2 separate regions of the Homo sapiens genome follow, and region 1 is linked to region 2. Evidence: chromatin loops called from intact Hi-C (ENCODE). Cell type or tissue: MCF 10A. All regions are shown on one strand. Links, peaks and the distances in the headings refer to the core of each region. The heading gives the core; the rest is flanking DNA. Region 1 overlaps LOC105370601 (a long non-coding RNA gene). Region 2 overlaps LOC107984704 (a long non-coding RNA gene).

Region 1 (9,057 bases), core at 337-8,336, 1.3 Mb before region 2:
TTAGTAAATAAGATATTTCTGTATAGAGCAGAAGTAGAATCATAAACATGTTCATATAAATTCCCTGTTAATATATAGCCTCTTTCAGAATTTATTTCTCTAATTCTTAAGTAAGACTATTAGTTCATTTTGCATATTACAAGGCTTAAACATAATGTATGCAAAATAAAATCTTATTAAGTACTCCATAAATAAAAATTTACTTTGTAAATAGAGAACAAACTTGGACTCTGTGCTTTGGGGAGATGACTTAGTCCCTCCTAATTGCTAGTTGACACTTCTTTAAAATGAGAAGAACAATAATAACTATCTCATAAAGTTGACATAATACATGCATTCCAATACACCAGTTGAATAGTTATTAAATTAGATAATCATTATTATTACTGGAAATTAGATTATTTTTCCAGACATATGTTAAAAGTCTGTCATCACCTTCAGCCTAAAGCATTTTGTTCTTTTTTCCTTTTCCCTTTTTAAAATAAGCACTAAATATTAAAGTGCCTGAATTCTTTAGTATTTTCATCATTTTTAAAAAATTTTATCTTGAAGTAATTTAGATGTATAGAAATATTGCAAGATAATAGAGTTCCAGTATATCATTTACCCAGATTCCTCTAAAGAGATTACAGAAACATGGTACATTATCAAAACCAGAGAATTAACATTGATATACTTTCATTGACTAAGCTAGAAGCCTGATTTGAATTTCCTGTGTCTTCACACTAGTGTTCTTTCTCTGTATCAACCTGGATCACATATCGCATTTAATAGTCATTTTTTTTTAGTTTCCTCCAGTCTATAAGAGTCTTTCTATCATTTTCTTTGTCTTTCATAACCTTAGCACTTTTGATAACAGTCAGGTATTTTGCATAATGTCATTCATTCCTTTTGTGTTTGTATGACATTTTATCATGATTACATGGAGATTTTTGTGTTTTTTTTTTCAAAAATGCCACTAAAATAATGTTTTACCCTTTTTATTGCATTATATCAGGAGGAATGTCATGTCAATATATCTTAAAACTGGTGATGTTAACTCTAATTAATTCATCACTTTTGTGTCTGCCAAGTTTCTCCACTGAAAAGCTATTGGTTTTCCTTTTGTAATTAATAGGAATCTTGCAGGGAGTTATATCTTGACTATGCAAATAACCTGTGCTCCATTATACTTTTCCTCAATACATTTAGTTTCCATGAATGATTCTTGCCTGCAACTATTATACCATGATGCATGCCCAAGGGTAATTATCTGTTTCTGTCATTCTTTCCACATTGCTTAATTGTGATTGTATTATAAGGAAGAGCTGTTGCTTCTTCCCCACCATTTACTTATTTATTCAGTTGTTTATTCCTATCAGCACAGACTCATAAGTATTTATTTTATGGTTCATATTCCAATACTATCATGATTTATGTTGTTACTTCAAATTCTTCCAGTTGAGATTATTGAAATCTTAAGTTGGTTCCTGTGTCCCTTTTAAATGCCTCCATCATCATTTGAACACTTCTTTACCTTCTTGCACCAGAAGAGGTTCCAACCTTATCTTATGTTTTTCTTCCCAATCCATTTCTTCATAAAAGATCCCATCCTTTTAAAAAAATAGCATTTAGAAATCAAGACCTGGTTATTAAGTGTGCTTATTGCTACTTGGGCAACAATATTGTGATATTGTTATATATAATATGCATCCATACACACTTTTACAGATATATATTAATGTATCCATGCACACATCAATATTTATTTCTCTACCATTTATCTATGGACATATGCAAAATCCATGACTTTATGTGATATAAATTCCAATCCAGCACCATAGAGTTCATTCTAACTTTTCTCCTTTCCACATTGTTACTTCTTTATCTAACATACAGAAACTTGGATCACATTATCCACAATATATTTGAGTATTTGTTCAATTCTAGTATACAAAAAAAAAGCATTTTCAGATTTTGTAATGCCTACATTTGCGAAAAGCAATGTTGCTAACTAGAGTACAATATCTCTTGTTTTCTTTTTTACCTTAACCTTTAATTTTACATTGCAATACTGCCTTCCAAAGTTCCTTAAATAGGTACTTTACTTTTTCACCCTCTTAAGTGGGAGTATGTTACTCATTTGTAATACAGTTCGGTTACTCTTTACTGCTTGTATTCCATGTTGGGTTTCCCTCACTTCCTGAGGGATTTTAAATTTTTAATCTATATTTTGGGTAGGCGAAACAATACTACAAACTTAGTTTCATGTCAATTCAAAAAGTATATTCCAAACAGTGTCACTGTCTTCTCATCTGTGCCACTCCACTCCACTTCTATTGTTTCATCCTCTTCACTCTGTTTTCACCATCTCCCTGTTAGTAATTGATCTTAATAGTTTCTGGTTATCATACCTGTATTTTTTTCTCCATAAATAAAAATATACATGTATATTTTCTTACATTCCTAACTTTCCTACATGAAACATATTATAGAAAACTCTGTTGCTCTTGGGTTTTTTTTTTTTTTTTTTTTTTTGGCTTAGCAATATATTCTGGGAATTATCCAACATTAGTTCATAGAAATCTACTTCTTTTTTTTTTTTTTTCCAAGACAGAGTTTGGCTCTGTTGCCTAGGCTAGAGTGCAGTGGCTCGATCTCCACTCACTGCAAGCTCTGCCTCCCTGGTTCACGCCATTCTCCTGCCTCAGCCTCCTGAGTAGCTGGGACTACAGGCGCCTGCCACCGTGCCCAGCTAATTTTTTGTATTTTTAGTAGAGATGGGGTTTCACCACGTTAGCCAGGATGGTCTTGATCTCCTGACCTCGTGATCCACCCTCCTCGGCCTCCCAAAGTGCTGGGATTACAGGCGTGAGCCACCGCTCCAGGCCAACTTATATTATGGATATTTAGTTTGTATCCAATATTTTACAATGACTAACAATGCTGAAATGAATAACCTGGTTCATATGTATTTTCATAATAATACATTGTGAACCTAAAATCAAAATCCTAATTGATGGTTGAAATCACAAAATTTAAATTCATTGAATTGTAGTTTTTTAAAGAGTCTTATATTTTCTTCTATTTCCTTTAAGAAAAAGGAATATTCTTAGTGTACTTTCATTATTTGAACTAAAGACACCTGCAGAATACTGGCTGTTACTAAAACACTTCAAAGAGGAATCAAAAATCCATTGCTAGTCCTGGTTTCACTAATTACCAGCTATGTGACATTTGGAAATCCATTTACACTTTAGTAACTGTTAATTGGAGGCTTGTCTAGCACATGCACTTTTTTTGAGATACATAGTGAACTGAGAGACCCATAAAGAACAGTTGTTCAGACTGCAGTCAACTGCCTTTCAGGAAACTCCTGGAGAGATGTGGGGGCGGGGGGGTGGCCAGGATCCACATGAGGATTAACCATTTCGTCCTAAAGATGTCTAAGGATATGGATTTAGCACTTTGATTTACATATTTTTTCTCACAGCATTTGCCTCATCTTTGGCTGATTCTGAATATCTGCTTGGAGGAAAAAAAGGTGCTAAAATTAGACGCTTTAATTTATTCTGCTACACACATATGCTCTCTTTCATCTGGCCAACTTGTAATAAGTGGATGTCCTAATCTCATCGTTCATATCTTTTTCATGTTGGCAGAGTTGAAAAAGAAAAAAAGAAGAAAAGCAGAAAGAGGAATTTGTGGAGAAGAAAATACTAAAGTCCTCCGGTCCCCCCAGAAGGAACTTTTTTTGTTAACATGACCTTACATTGTCCCACTGAATAATGCAAAATTTGTTTGGTTGTACCCTGCAGGGCTCCCAGGCCCGGAAGCCAGGGGCAGCAGCGGTACCAAGTTGGCACAAAGTAGCAGAAATGTCATTTTTTAATTATGTGGTTCTGAGGGGAATCTATTATCCACCGCTGAGATGCTGAAATCAGACAATTTATCTCCAAGGCAGCTCTCTCTACCATCTAGAATATATATCTTTTGTCACTGCAGGAAACAGAACGAGAGGATGTTTTTATTTCTGGTGCCTTATGTTTATAAGTTTATTCTTTTAAATTTTGCCAATGAAAAGAAATGACACCCTAACATATTTCTTGGGTCCCCTCTGCCCGCTTCTCCTTTGTGAAGGGTGTTCAAGTAACCCAGGCTCTTTTTTTTCCTGAGTTGGTATCAAATCTTCTAGGTCTCAAGTTCAAGAAGTCTTTGCATAGCCTCCAGATCATGTTCCGAATGCCCATTTCCAAGATAAATAGAAATAATTTGTTGAGAAGTCCCAAGAAAACCAGAGGCATCCACCTAAATTAATATAAATATAAACTGCTCTTTTGCATTTCAAACAAGATGCTGGAAACTATTTGAGTCATATCCATTCTCCCTCTCTATAAGCTATTTTCATTTAAATGTAAACTAATACTTATATCTACCAGCTTGTTCATAATGATTGTGCATTATTTCTGCTTTTTTTTTCCCTTAAGGTATCAAGGCAAATGAAAAAAATTAGCTCATATTTGTCTTCTTCCCCAACCTCTCCCTTCTTTAAAAAATCTGCTAAATTCATTATGTTCTCTACTCTGTGTGCATCAGGGCTCCAAGCAATTCAGATCTATTAACCATCAGGTACAAGCTAAAGTGCTTTTAAAACAAATGCCTGCAGTTTATTTTAAATGAATGTATGCTTTCTATATTCTGCAAAAGCATCAGGAAATTTGATCAAAACTTGGCATGGCTGAATGACAATAGCTGCACTGTCCTCTAGTGGAATATTTTAGGCATAACAAGACAAAGGCAGATAATCTTTTGGTCTTTTTCTTTCATGCGCCTATGTGAGTTTGTGTGTGTGAGTGTGTGTGGTGTGTAGCTTTTCAGAATCAAAGAGAAATGGTATGCCACCTGTTAGGCCTTTGAAGGTTTTTTATTTTATTCTGGAATACAAAATTTTCAAAGATTGTTGATTTCCTAACACCAAAAGCATATATCACTATGATATTTTCAGCTCTATCTCTGGTAACATGAGCAAGAGAAGAATGTGATAATCTTTACTGTAGACTTTATTGCTGTACATGTTAGAATGTAAACATTCCAGTTAGAATTTTAATCCACTTCGAGTATTCTTTCATAAGTATATGCAACTCAGAGAAGAAATATGTTTCAAAGAGTCATTCATACTTACATGTTTGTAAAATCGTTCCAATCAAACAGAAGAAAAATTATATTTAGAAAGATCCACCAATGGGTAATACAGGGTTGCCTCCACTATTTCTATTAGTAGAAATGTTAGATGTATTGAGGGATTTGATTCTGAATCTATCAAAGCAAGCATGTTCTGAAACCTCTTCCAGACTGACCTGTATTATTTGGGATTTTTAATATACAGGATAAACACACACACACACACACTTGGGAGTATGATGGGGAGGAAAGTGGAGCCAGTTGGGTAATTGGAATTTACTTTTTAGCTTCCTCAGGAACATTGAATCATAATATGTATACCTATGTAAATATGTAAACATCACAGAATCTCACCTCCAGACCTATCTTTAATGTATCCGGATCACCCTAATTTGTAGCTTGTTACAAAATCCTTGCCATTCGGCTGAATCAACGATATCTCACTCTTATCAGTTCCCATTTCCTAGACTCTCAGACAGAAAACCAGACACTCAATATGTTTTTCTTACTAACTGGGCAGCAATAAGATCCAGGCCCAGAATGAGACCTCATATGTTCAAATCCTATATCTAGTACCAGTGCTGATATTTCTAGTGAGTTGCATAACTCTCTGAGCTTCATTTCCTTGTCTATGAAAGGGAGATAATAATAATATCTACCTCCTAGAGCTGTGTGTAGATTAAATGAACTAGGACATATGTAAATCAGCATCACATAGGAAAATGCTACTGCAAAAAAGTTATGAGCTATATAAATACCATTCAAACTTTGAAGCATGAATCCAGATGACCATTTACCACTGTCAATAAGGATAAAGTCCCCAAAGTTGATAGCAAAGGAATGAAAGAGAGAGGGGGCAAGAATGGTTGTAGAAATTGAAGTCACCTGTGTGACTAAGAAAAACTAAATTTTCCCGAAATGCTGTTTGTTATTAACAATAGCAAACTGAGTATCACATGTAAGGCTCATGAGGAGTGGCAAGAATTCCTCTAGGAAAATTCTCTGTAATCTGTTAATGGATAGGGAAAGAAGTCCATACCTAAGGGAATTGCCTGGCTCTATCTGAAGCCTCACGAGTTCTATTCTTTGAGTCTTGGAGCAAGCATGTGAAGAGAAAGAGGCCTTTTCTTCTTGGTTTCCTCCAATACATCCAAAGTAAATTAAACACCTCAATTTATTAAGGCATTAATATTAAAAGACCATTTTACAGATGGGAAAAAGAATGATATGCTAAGCCTTGCAGTACTGGCTCTGTCCTTAACTGGTTGGCTACTAGATCTTATGAAAAAAAAAAAAAAAAAAAACCTTAAATTCCCAGGCATTTGATGTCCTGATTTGAGAAAAAAAACATAAATTTCTCAAGATTCTATACATGATTCTATCAGTTGGTTATGTCTTAACTGATTGATATGGTTTGGCTCTTTGTCCCCACCCAAATCTCACCACTAATTGTAATCCCCAAGTGTCGAGGGAAGAATCTGGTGGGAGGTGACTGGATCATGGGTGACGTTTCTCCCATGCTGCTCTCTTGATAGCGAGGGAGTTCTCACAAGATCCAATGGTTTAATAAATGGCAGTTTCTCATAGGCTTTTTGTTCTCTCTTACCTGCTGCCAGGTGAGACGTGCCTGTTTCTCCTTCCACCATAATTTTAAGCTTCCTGAGGTCTCCCCAGCCATGCGGAACTGTGAGTCAATTAAACCTATTTTCTTTATGAATTACCCAGTCTTGGGCAGTTCTTTATAGCAGTGTGAGAACAGACTAAATACACTGATGAAATAAAACCTGATTCAGAAACCTGATTCCATCCAATAATCCAGATACACACACACACACACACACGTGATATGGTTTGGCTATGTCCCAACCCAAATCTCATCCTGAATTGTAGTTTTGATAATCCCCATGTGTCATGGGAGGGACCCAGTGGGAGGTAATTGAATCATGGGGGTGTTCATGATTCAACAACACTGCTGTTCTTATGATAGTGAGTGAGTCCTCATAAGATCTGATGGCTTTATAAGGGGCTTCCCCTTCACTCATTTCTCATTCTTCTCTCTCCTGCCATCATGTGAAGAAGGATGTGTTTGCTTCCCATTCCACCATGATTGTAAGTCTCCAGAGGCCTCCCCAGCCATGCGGAACTGTGAGTCAGTTAAACCTCTCTCCTTTATAAATTACCCAGTCTCAGGCAGTTCTTTATAGCAGTGTGAGAACAGACTAATACAATATGTATGTATGTATGTATGCATGTATTTATGTATGTATGTATGTATATATGTATATAAAACACAACCTTCAAGGGGAAAATAAATAAACTTAGTCTAAAGAAAAACAAACAGTATAATACAAAAATATTCAGGCCATTGTGAATGTCATAAAAGTTAAGATAATAAACTATAAAGTTTTGAGAGATAGTTTTGACAACAGAATTACTACCCTGAAATTAAGCTGTAAATAACCCATTCCACTGAATTTAGTACTAATAACAAAGCTGTTTTCTGTCACCAAAATTCATATTAGGCAAGTCTCTTTGCTCTCAAAATATAAAAAAGTAAATAGAATATAATCAATTTAAATGTTTCAGAGGTACTCAGGTGTTCTTTAAGTATCTCTACAATTGGGTTATTTGTTTAAAATGCTTATGCAAACTTCCTCATGTATTTTGTAGGGAAACACGTGCTCCCAAGCATGCATACACATGCACAGAAACATGTGTAACTGAATGTTTGTCAAGGTTTGATTGTTAGGCTAAGAGATACGGTGCATTGTATTAAATTTTTACTTCGACTCATGTCCAGCAGGAATGCATATTTTTACCCTCTTCATTAATATTCTTAGGGAGAGCCTGGTTTTCTATCTTCTATCCTGTTTGAAAAGTCTTTAACAAAGGATCAAAATATGTAGCTTTTCTTAAATATTGTTGTAGTATTTTTCCTTTCTTTATTCTGTAAGGCAAAAGCCTCAACTTTATACAAATTTGTTTCTCTTATAAAATTTTTGTATTAGATAGAAAAATAAAAGAGGCGATTTTATAGCTCTATACTGCCAAGTGTCAAGTTTTTGTTTTTCTCCACTTGATATAAATTACCTTTCATCTTCACATTTAAAAAAAAATAAGGCTAGAATGAAATTATTATTTTTATTTTGTTTAACAATCCACTCCCTTGCAATAACAAGTCCTGCAGCATTGTTCAGCATAGCTTGGCTTTATTCTATTGCTTTTATTTTATTAAGAATATACCTCTTTCCAGTCCTATGGTATAATCATTTAGCAGTTGCAAAATTTCACCTAAAATATGCCAGCCTGAACAGATCTTCCAAGATTTGTGTGAGTTTAAATAGCATGGCAGCAGGTAGTAGATATTGGTTTTCAAAAATAGAACTATGAAATCAAATTAAAATCTGTTTAGTAAGGAAATATATGACAAATATTTTTATATGGAATATAAAAAATAAAACACAATCAATGAAGCTCCAGGAATGTTTATATTTTCTCTAAAACATATATAGATGACTTCCTTCCTTCCTTCCAGCCTGACTTCCTTCCTTCCTTCCTTTCTTCCTTCCTTCCTGCCTTCCTTCCTCCCTTCCCTCCTTTCACTCCCCTTTCTTTCTTCTTTCTTTCTCTTTCTTTCTCTCCTTCCTTCCTTCTTTCCTTCCTTCCTTCCTTCCTTCTTCCCACCCTCCCTCTCTTCTCTTCTCTTCTCTTCTCTTCTCTTCTCTTCTCTTCTCTTCTCTTCTCTCTTTCACAGCATTTCACTTTGTCACCCAGGTAGGATGGAGTGCAATGGCCCAACCTTGGCTCACTGAAACCGCCACCTCCCAGGCTCAAGTGATCCTCCCACCTCAGCACCCTCAAGATGGGGACTACCAACCCCCAAGTTGGGACTACGCA
Region 2 (9,057 bases), core at 639-8,638:
TGAGACTCCATCTCAAAACATAATAAAATTTAAAAATAAAAAAATTATTCAGTCTAAGGCAGTTCTTAATAGCAGTCTGAAAATGGACTGATTCAGATGAATAAGGGAGATAACAGAAGCCAGAAACGTTGAGTTGCCCCTCAACAGTGAGGACACTTTAAACTAGAATTGTGGCTAAAAGAATAATACCTAAATTTGACTGCAAATTTGACCAATTTGGACTGAATATACCAGAGTGCCATAAAATAAGTTGTCTGCTCTAGACAGCTTGAGAGAACTTGAGAACAAAATGGAGTTTAAGTATAAAAAACTAAAAAGTTATATTTCTGTGCCCCTGAGTGATCATGTGTAAATGTATACCTGATACACTATGTTGATTTTTGCTAAATTGTCTTGTTCCCCCTCAAGCTGAAGGCAACATGTCAAAACACTTCTACCTATTACAATAAAGAGTCTTTTAAGTGTAATCCCAGGATGTTACATAAAGAAGAGATCTTCAAAGTAATGTTAGATTTCCGAAGTTGTTATAAACACAAGCTTCAGATTCCCAAAATCTGTGTGCAGATCATAGTTGTACCATGTGCTGGCCACGTGCCGGATCTTCCTGCTGGCCAATAAGATCTTGGGCTGCTTACTTCAATGTTGAGCCTGAGTATCCTCCTTTATAAAACGGAAATAGCATGTACTTCACAAAGGTGGCTGTCAGTTTAATAAAGATATGTATGTAATACACTTACCACAGAACCTAGCATGTGATAAATGCTCAAAAAATGATAGCTGGAACCAGTCTAGCCTCACATTTTTCAGATAAGGAAGTACTGAGTCAAAAGTTTTAGCAGTTCATCAAAAAATAGCATCTGCTGTTCAAAGAATTAATTATATTTTTCAGGTTTAAACAGGGTATTCATTTCTAGAAAATAGGTCAGAGTCCTGTATCATAATTGTTTTATTTTCATTATCAGGACTACCTTGAGGGGCAGGAAATTCAATTTGTAACCATAACTGGCAAAGAGAGACATTTACGGGGTATGCATATTCCATGGATATGTTTCAAATTTAAGACCAAAATAAAGATAGAGCGATAATACTATACTTGCAACGCAAGGATTTTTTAAAGCACTTTAGTTGAAATTTTGGAAGTTTACTGTTGATCTCCCTAAATATGACCAAGTTAATTTTCAAGGCCAAATTAGTCCTCAGCCCTTAACAAGAACTCCAAGTTCCCATAGATGGAGCTATGACTGTAGTAGTGGTATGCAGTGGTAATGGCAAGAGCTGACATGTTATCAAGCACCTTCCACGTGACAACACTGTGGTAAGCATTTCACCCCGCATAAGCTCATTTTATACTTAAAATTTAACTCTTAAAAGATGTGCTGTTACCATTTCCATTTTAACATGAGGAAGCTCTCAGAGGTGGCCCATCTACATGGTTGTTTAGAAGCCAGGATTTCACCCAGAATTTGACCCAAAGCTGGTCTTGATTTCCTTTTTGCTCAAATCCTGAGCAATTTCCTCTGTACTTCCCAAGAACAGACAATGGTAACAGTACCCTTTCTATTTCCATCAAGGTCTTGGTTTATCAAAAGTATTGTTTCCTCTTCTTCAAGCTATCATGTATTCCATTTTTAATTAATATTCATTGTTGCATAAACAAAGGTGAACTACAACTACCTCTCAGCAGTAAAAACCCAACTACCCTTGTCCAGGGTGATCATTAAGTGATCATTAAGTCCTTCCTTCCTGAAAAGTAGCGTGGCTGCAGTCACACAGGCTGGAAATGGCAATGGAAACTGGAACCCAAGTAGTCGCTCTACCTTCAAAAACCTCATGTTTGACCATTATTTCTTTTTTTTTTTGAGACGGAGTTTCACTCTTGTTGCCCAGGCTGGAGTGCAATGGCGCCATCTCAGCCCACAGCAACCTCCGCCTCCTGGGTTCAAGCAGTTCTCCTGCCTCAGCCTCCCAGGTAGCTGGAATTACAGGCATGCACCACCACACCCAGCAAATTTTTTTTTTATTTTTAGTAGAGATGGGGTTTTCCATGTTGGTCACACTGGTCTCAAACTCACAATCTCAGGTAATCCAGTCACCTCAGCCTCCCAAAGTGTTGGGATTACAGGCGGGAGCCACCATGCCCAGCTTATTTCTTAATTGTATTACTAGCTATGGCCTCAGTGGGGCAGCAGTGGTAATAAGAGAAACTTCTAGATCTCTGATACCCTATCCTGACTTCAGAATTAGGCAATCTTTGACAAAATCAGTTTCTTTGAATCTCTGTTTCTTCATCAGCAAAACTAGGACTTAAAGCACCTGTTCACTTGAGTGTTCAGAAGCTGCAGTGTGGTGATGTTTGTGAAGTGCTATGGCATCAAAAGGATGGATGGTCCCAAAACGCTGGAGAAAATACCACACCTGTGAAGGTCGGTTGCCAGGCTGACGTCAGTAAGGAAATGATGTTATTTCCTGGTGCAAGAATTAGTTCCAAAATAAATGGCAAAATTAAAATAAGAGACTCTTGGGCAAGAGTCTCTATTATTTTGTACTTTACCTAATTTTTGAGGCATTCCTCAACACCATCTTCCTTGTTTTCAGATCCTAGACAGTTTTCCATGGATCAAGTGCAAAAAATGATAGTATCTTTTTTTTATTCCTTCAGAGGCTTTGTTTTTCATATTTTGCTTCTTCCTCATGGTATCATTCTTCTCCTTCTTTTCCAACAGTGCTCACTTATGGATGATGAACTTTTGGCAAGGATGAACTAAAGCCACTTCTTAGTAGTAAAAATCAGACCACTCTTCTCCACGGCAAATTCTCTCATCCTTCGTAACATTTTCATCTCAGCATCTTTCAAGTGTCTTCCCCTCTTAAGATGAATATCAGTAACTCTAGGGTTGAGTGGAAAGAAACTAACAGAATCACAGACACTTAAAACTGGAGTCATCTTAGCTATCACCAGTCTCCTCTCTTTCAATTCACATTCAGTTATCAGCGAATTTTTAGCATATAACTAAGCTAGAAGTTTATTGCATTGATGCATTTAATTTTATATAATCCTCACAACAATTCCATAAGCTACGCTTATCCTCATTTTAGGGAAAAATGAAACAAAGGCTAGGAGAGGTTATTTGCTTGTCAAATAGTTAGGCAGTAGCAACACTGTGCCTATACTAACGGTTCCTCTCTTCCAGGTCAGGAAACCAATTTGTTTTAAATTCAGGCCAATCACTGTACATTATCCATAATATCCAAAGCATGTTGCCCAGATGAACTAGCCAGCAACAGGCTGAAAATCAAATAAATACTAACGTAAAATGCTAAATGCCAAGGGTAACAGCCTTCAAAAAGAAAATTCCAATTAAATAACAACAAAAAAACCCTCTTTTGTTGTATATGGTTTACATTATGCTGTAGCTACATTTCTAACAGTGAAGACTGGTGAAAAATGTTTCTCCTCAGATATTCTTAAAAGAGAATTCACCCAAAGTTGCATTTTGCTTGTTTCACTGGTAGGAAGGATGAGATAGAGAAGAGAGACTGATAAATTATTTATGAACAAGACTGCTTCACTGATCAGATTTGGTGATGAAAGCTTCTTTGAAAACCCATGAGGAACATTCTTAACGGAAATTATATGCACTTCTCTTGGGTTGTCACTTTTTTTTTTCCCCTGCTATTAGTTTGATTTTGGCTTCGCAGTCACCACTGTGCAGAAATGTAACAGCAAACACAATGAAAAGCCTTTCCACATGATTATTTTCGAAAGTAATAAGACATGTGTGACCTGGAAAATCAGCCCTTCCGACGTGTCAGGTAAGGAGGTAGATTATTATATTTTTAAAAGCTGCCTTTATCTTTGCATTGTGCAGGAACTCAGAGGCAAACTTTTAGGAGCTAAGGATGGACTTTTGCTGCCATCTACTGGTGTGTGATGGAAGAGCAACATATGCTTCTGAACTTTCTCAAATGGCGATGAGAGAATTCAAAGTTGGGAGATGAGGGAAAGCGTTCTTTTGATTAGGTATGAAAGTCCTTGTAGAGAGGAATTTCTACAGCCAGTCATGGGACCATAGGTACCTTCTGCTAGAGAATTTTTAATAGCAACCCTCACCTATAATCTAATTATTTTACCCATGAGAAGGGCAGTCACTTTCCCCTCATTTCTTCAACCACAGTAAATCTGAGCATCTCTATATTCATATTCATTCCCTTGAAGCTTAAAACTGAAAAGGAATAGCATAACCATTTGGTTACTCATATAAGCTTTTGTTGTCAGAACAAGCTCTGAACAATTATAAGCTGCCTGGAAATTCAGGAGTTATGTCACATCTTTAAATATTATTTTTCTTAATACAGAAAATGGGCAACACTTCAGTGCCATTGTTCATCCATTCATTCCATGTACACTTACTGAGATGCTTGGCATGAGGATTAAATGTGGTCATACACATAAAGTTCCCTGCAAATACCTGACACACATAAGCTCCCAATAAAGGCCAATCTTCACCTCTTAACATCATCACCCCTAACTTCTCTTCATGGTAAAGTGACTAATGATTTCAAATTTGTAATATTGAAGGGAAGAAACTACCCAGAATGAGCTCATTGGATCATAAGTTTCCCTGAGAAGTTAGAAATCTACTTTCTGTGCCTCAAGGAAGGCTGTAACAAGAAGAAAGGATGGTGACGCCAAAAGAGAAAGACAAGTATGTTGATCAGAAGATTTCTGCATTGAGTCTATACGAATGGTAGGATATATCTGAATTCCCATCCAGTTATCACAATAGTCTCAAAGAAGGTGAAATGATTCGATAAGACTTGGAAGTTTAAAAGAATGAATGTACGTGGAAGATAAAAATTATTATACTCAGGTTATTTCACTTTGGTTATACATATTTGTTTTATGAGCAGCACTTTCAATTTGGCCAGATATGTAGATTCAGGAAAAATGGGAAGTTATGCTCTTGGGAGGGGGAGCAAGAAGGAAGTAGAAACAGAACCACTTCCTAATGAATTTCAACAGGCGAAATATGTAAGTATGTGAGATTTTTAAAGCACTTACTTTATAATAGCCTTATAATCATCACTATTAAAAAGATTTAGGAAAATAATCATGCCATACTCATAAGACTTCCTCCAACAGGTCCATTATATGCCTACACTGTACTGTAGTCCGTTAAGTGTGCAATGGCAATAAGTCTGAGAATAACAACGTACATACCTTACTTTTAAAATGCTTTATTGCTAAAAAAAAAATGCCGACCATCATCTGAGCTTTCAGTGAGTTGTAATATTTTTGCTGGTGGAGGGTCTTGCCTCCACATTGATGGCTGCTGACTGATCAGGGTAGTGGTTGCTGAAGATTGTGGTGGCTGTGGTAAGTTCTTATAATAAAACAATGGTGAAGTTTGCTGCATTGATTGACTCCTTTTCTCATGAACTATTTCTCTGTAGCATGCAACGTTGTTTCATAGCATTTTACCCACAGTAGAACGTCTTTCCAAACTGGGGTCTATCCTCTCAAACCCTGACATTGCTTTATCAACTAGGTTTATGTAATATTCTAAGTTCTTTGCTGTCATTTCAACATTGTTTTTCTTTGCTCGTCCATAAGAACAACTCTTCATCCATCCAAGTTTGATCATGAGATTATAACAATTCAGTCCCATCTTCAGGCTCCACTCCCAATTCTAATTCTCTTGCTATTTCGATCACATCTACAGTGACTTCTTCCACGGAAGCCTTGAGCCCTTCAAGATCATGCATGAGGGTTGGAACTAAATTCTTCCAAATTCCTGTTGATGTTGATATTTTGACCTCTTTCTACAAATCACAAATTCTTTATGGCATCTAGAATGATAAATTTTCTCCAGAAGGCTTTCAATTTACTTGGTTCAGTTCCATTAGACAAATAACTACTTATGACAGCCATAGCCTTACAAAATGTATTTCTTAAAAATATGTCTAGGAAGTTGAAATTGCTTCTTGTTCCATGGGCTGCAGAATGGATATTGTGTTCACAGGCATAAAAACAACATTTACAAGGTGTGCATTCTCCTTGCACACCTTTATATAGCTGTTGGGTGACTAGGTGCATTGTCAATGAGCAGTAATATTTTGACAGTAATCTTTTTTTCCTGAACAAAAGGTCTCAACAGTGGGCTAATATGTTCAGTAACCATGCTGTAAACAGATGTGCTATCATTTAGGCTTTGTTGATCCTTCAGAAGTTTTCTTTCTGCTGGTGACTCACAAAGGTTTTTGCTTTTTCTTGTTTGTTTTTGTTATGGTAGAATTCCTTTTTCAAAAAATGATATCACACTCATGTCCTGATATGTAAAAGAAAAAAGACACACTGAATTAGCTGAAGCAGCAGTGGAGACCAGGAAACACCAAAATGTCCCCAGACTCGCTCCTACTGCACTACAGAGGAACCAGGGGATCCCTGGAAACCTGTGAGATCAGTGAGAAAATCACTTATTTTGGCCATTTGTATTTTTCCAGCATGAACTCTTCTGGAAATAGCCCTTACCTGAGCAAATGGAACCATAAACACCAATGGAGAAAGATGTAGAACTTCTTCTCGTGCCCTCGCAGGCATCTCGCATTGTCAGGAATTGGTTCTTAGGTCACAGGTGATGAAAAGACTCAATATAGACTCTACTTGCAAGCATAGAGGAATTTGAAATGCTCAGTTCACCAACTCTCATACTTTGTTTAGTTGTTTGCTATTCATTTAGTTGATCCTCAAACTGCCGGGGTTGGGGGGTGGTGTGAGACATATGGAAAGTTATTCAACGTCGCAAAATGGCATAAGGAAGTAAAACAACTCAGTTGTGCACCGTTGTGGTAATTGGAACGTGTTTTACAAGCCTTGGAGTTCCTTGGTCCTTGGGCCATAAAGCCCCAGCTATGTGGATATAAGTTGAGTCTGACAGCTAACTAATAAAATATGTCTTAGGACAATAGACTCACTTCCTAGCCTACTGTCCTTCCTTATGCTAACTAGTCTTTTATCTTCAAAGGCTGAGAAAATGATGCTTCTGCTCATGATGAAGCTGTTGTTGGTGATGCCAGTGGTGGTGCCCTCTAAAAAGTGTGGCTTTGAACTTCAGCCAACAGCACTAATTTTGCTTCTTGAATGTGTCTATCCAAAGAGCTACTTTTTCTAAATAAAGTTACATCAGCATATGGCAAAAAAACTAATAATTTCAGTACTTATAAAGTAGCTCCTTTTGAGTACACCAGTAAAAATGTTAAATGTTTTGGCATGTGTATTTTATTCCTTATGTTTGTAGTGGTTAAAAATCATTTTTCTTATCTCTGTAGAAGATTAATCCCAAACTTGCATAAGCATTTTTATAGTTTGTTCGATATAAGAATTACATGGAAGTTTTATTGTTTGAAAGTTTTAGAACACATTCCAAGCTATATTTCTGTTTTCAGTGGGTCATAATTTTTAATTTCTATAATTTCCTTTTTTTTTAATTCTGTATGCTCTGTTATGCCACTCAATATTAGTGATTGCTTCACTAAAAGTTTTCTAATTATTCTTCATTTGTAATATAATCTAAGATGTTTAAAATACTATTCTGGTTAGAATATATTGAGTTTTTTAGAAAACAAAACTTTTCTGTCATCTGCCAAAATGTTTTCCATAAGTATGAAAATATTCAAAAAAGTTTTATTTTTCCAGTGAAAAATAAACCCAACAGTGAAATCAACCCAATAGTTTCCTGTTTGGTCTCTGAAAAGGGAAATATAATATAAAATAATCTGAAAACCTCTCATATAAGTAGATGAAGTAGAAGTACAAAATTAGCTGGTTGGCTGGATAATTGTAACCTTACAAAGAATAAACCATAAAGATGTAGTCTAAAATTCCTTCACCATGTCCCATATAGGTATATATGAATAAACAAGCCTTGCAGGAAAATATTTACTTTGATTTGTATGTGACAATTTATCTCTTATTTAAGCTGCTCAGTGGTTGAACCCCCTTTCATATTTGGAGAATTCCACAGTTTATTAGTTTGAGTGGACAGCAAAGACCTGCTTTAGAAAATGGCAATGCTCTCTGATTGCTTTTTTAGCATTGCTTATTTACTTGACATTGACTGAGGGACCTCCAGTAAGATTTATATCCTGGTTTGACTTTGACCCAGTAGCTAGTGATGCAAGAGAGAAAGAATGGAGAGCTCTCTGTTTGTTCATGGCAGCAGGTACTGTGTGGGATGCAAGGTTGAGTGTCTGGTCCAGAATTAGTAGTCATACCAACTCTAGAATCTGGTGTTTGGCAGTGGGGACAGCAGTTTGCTTGACAGATATGTTCTGAGTGAGGCATGCTGGTCTTTTCTTCTGTTCTCCCAGTAATTCTGTGAGCTACACGATAAAATAAATTCATTTTGCTTGAACTACTAGACACAGCTTCTCTGCTTGCAGTGAAGAACTATGAATTAATTCCTCAAGACCTTTGAACCACAAGAGTTACCATTTACTTGTACACCAGTTGGGATTTTTCAAATTGACTTAGGTTTACCTAGCCAACACCACCTTGCTCCTCATATGTTAGAACTTAGCCCTCCTTTTTTTCATACCCAACATTATTTAGCCCAATGGCATCTAGGAGTTGTGTGTATTAAGTCAAAAATTGGTCAACTGATTGAATAACTGATCAAAGACAAAAAGAGAGAAAACGATTAATTCTCTGTTCTGTCTTTGCTGTCCCACATAAGATTGTTTCTTTTTAACATAGTGATCTAAAATAGAGGTTAAGTAACTGCTTTAAAATAAGGTTAACTAAATCCACATCCTTGGTTCTGCCTCATCTCAAGCTTGTATATGTAAAAAGCCAAGCTCAACATCAATTACCCCGTTAGGTCTAATGCAACAACAAACGTGAGGCAAAAGTGATTTCATTATTTTTATGCAATGCACTGAGAAGTTGGCTATGGCTGTCAGTCCTCCTCAGGGTATTTACACCAAAAGTCAATGTACAAAAAGAAACTAACATAGCAATTTATGTATTTCACAGTGCATTCATGGGGAATCTGTTGT

What was found. Hi-C counts contacts between places; a loop is a spot of excess contacts. Peaks named below come from ENCODE experiments on the same cell type or tissue, not always from the same donor. Only the 100,000 strongest peaks of a DNase experiment are listed, where the experiment ranks them.
Region 1: it touches region 2 in a loop (6-fold over the local background); 3 of 110 quality-filtered maps call a loop at or near these places.

Annotation. Positions count from the first base shown.
Region 1 is chr14:83,296,345-83,305,401 of GRCh38, reverse strand. LOC105370601 (a long non-coding RNA gene) reads right to left here. Exons shown (of 5, transcript XR_944092.3): 4 at 1,517-1,592. Among named protein-coding and RNA genes, the nearest start is that of LINC02305, 610 kb to the left of the region's middle. In MCF 10A, for the core only: a CTCF peak has its summit at 4,755 (motif pointing left); no DNase peak of the experiment used is centred there.
Region 2 is chr14:81,985,321-81,994,377 of GRCh38, reverse strand. The region is part of intron 3 of LOC107984704 (a long non-coding RNA gene); the gene reads right to left. Among named protein-coding and RNA genes, the nearest start is that of LINC02311, 250 kb to the right of the region's middle. In MCF 10A, for the core only: CTCF peaks have their summits at 2,136 and 3,908 (motif pointing left); a DNase peak (open chromatin) is centred at 3,907.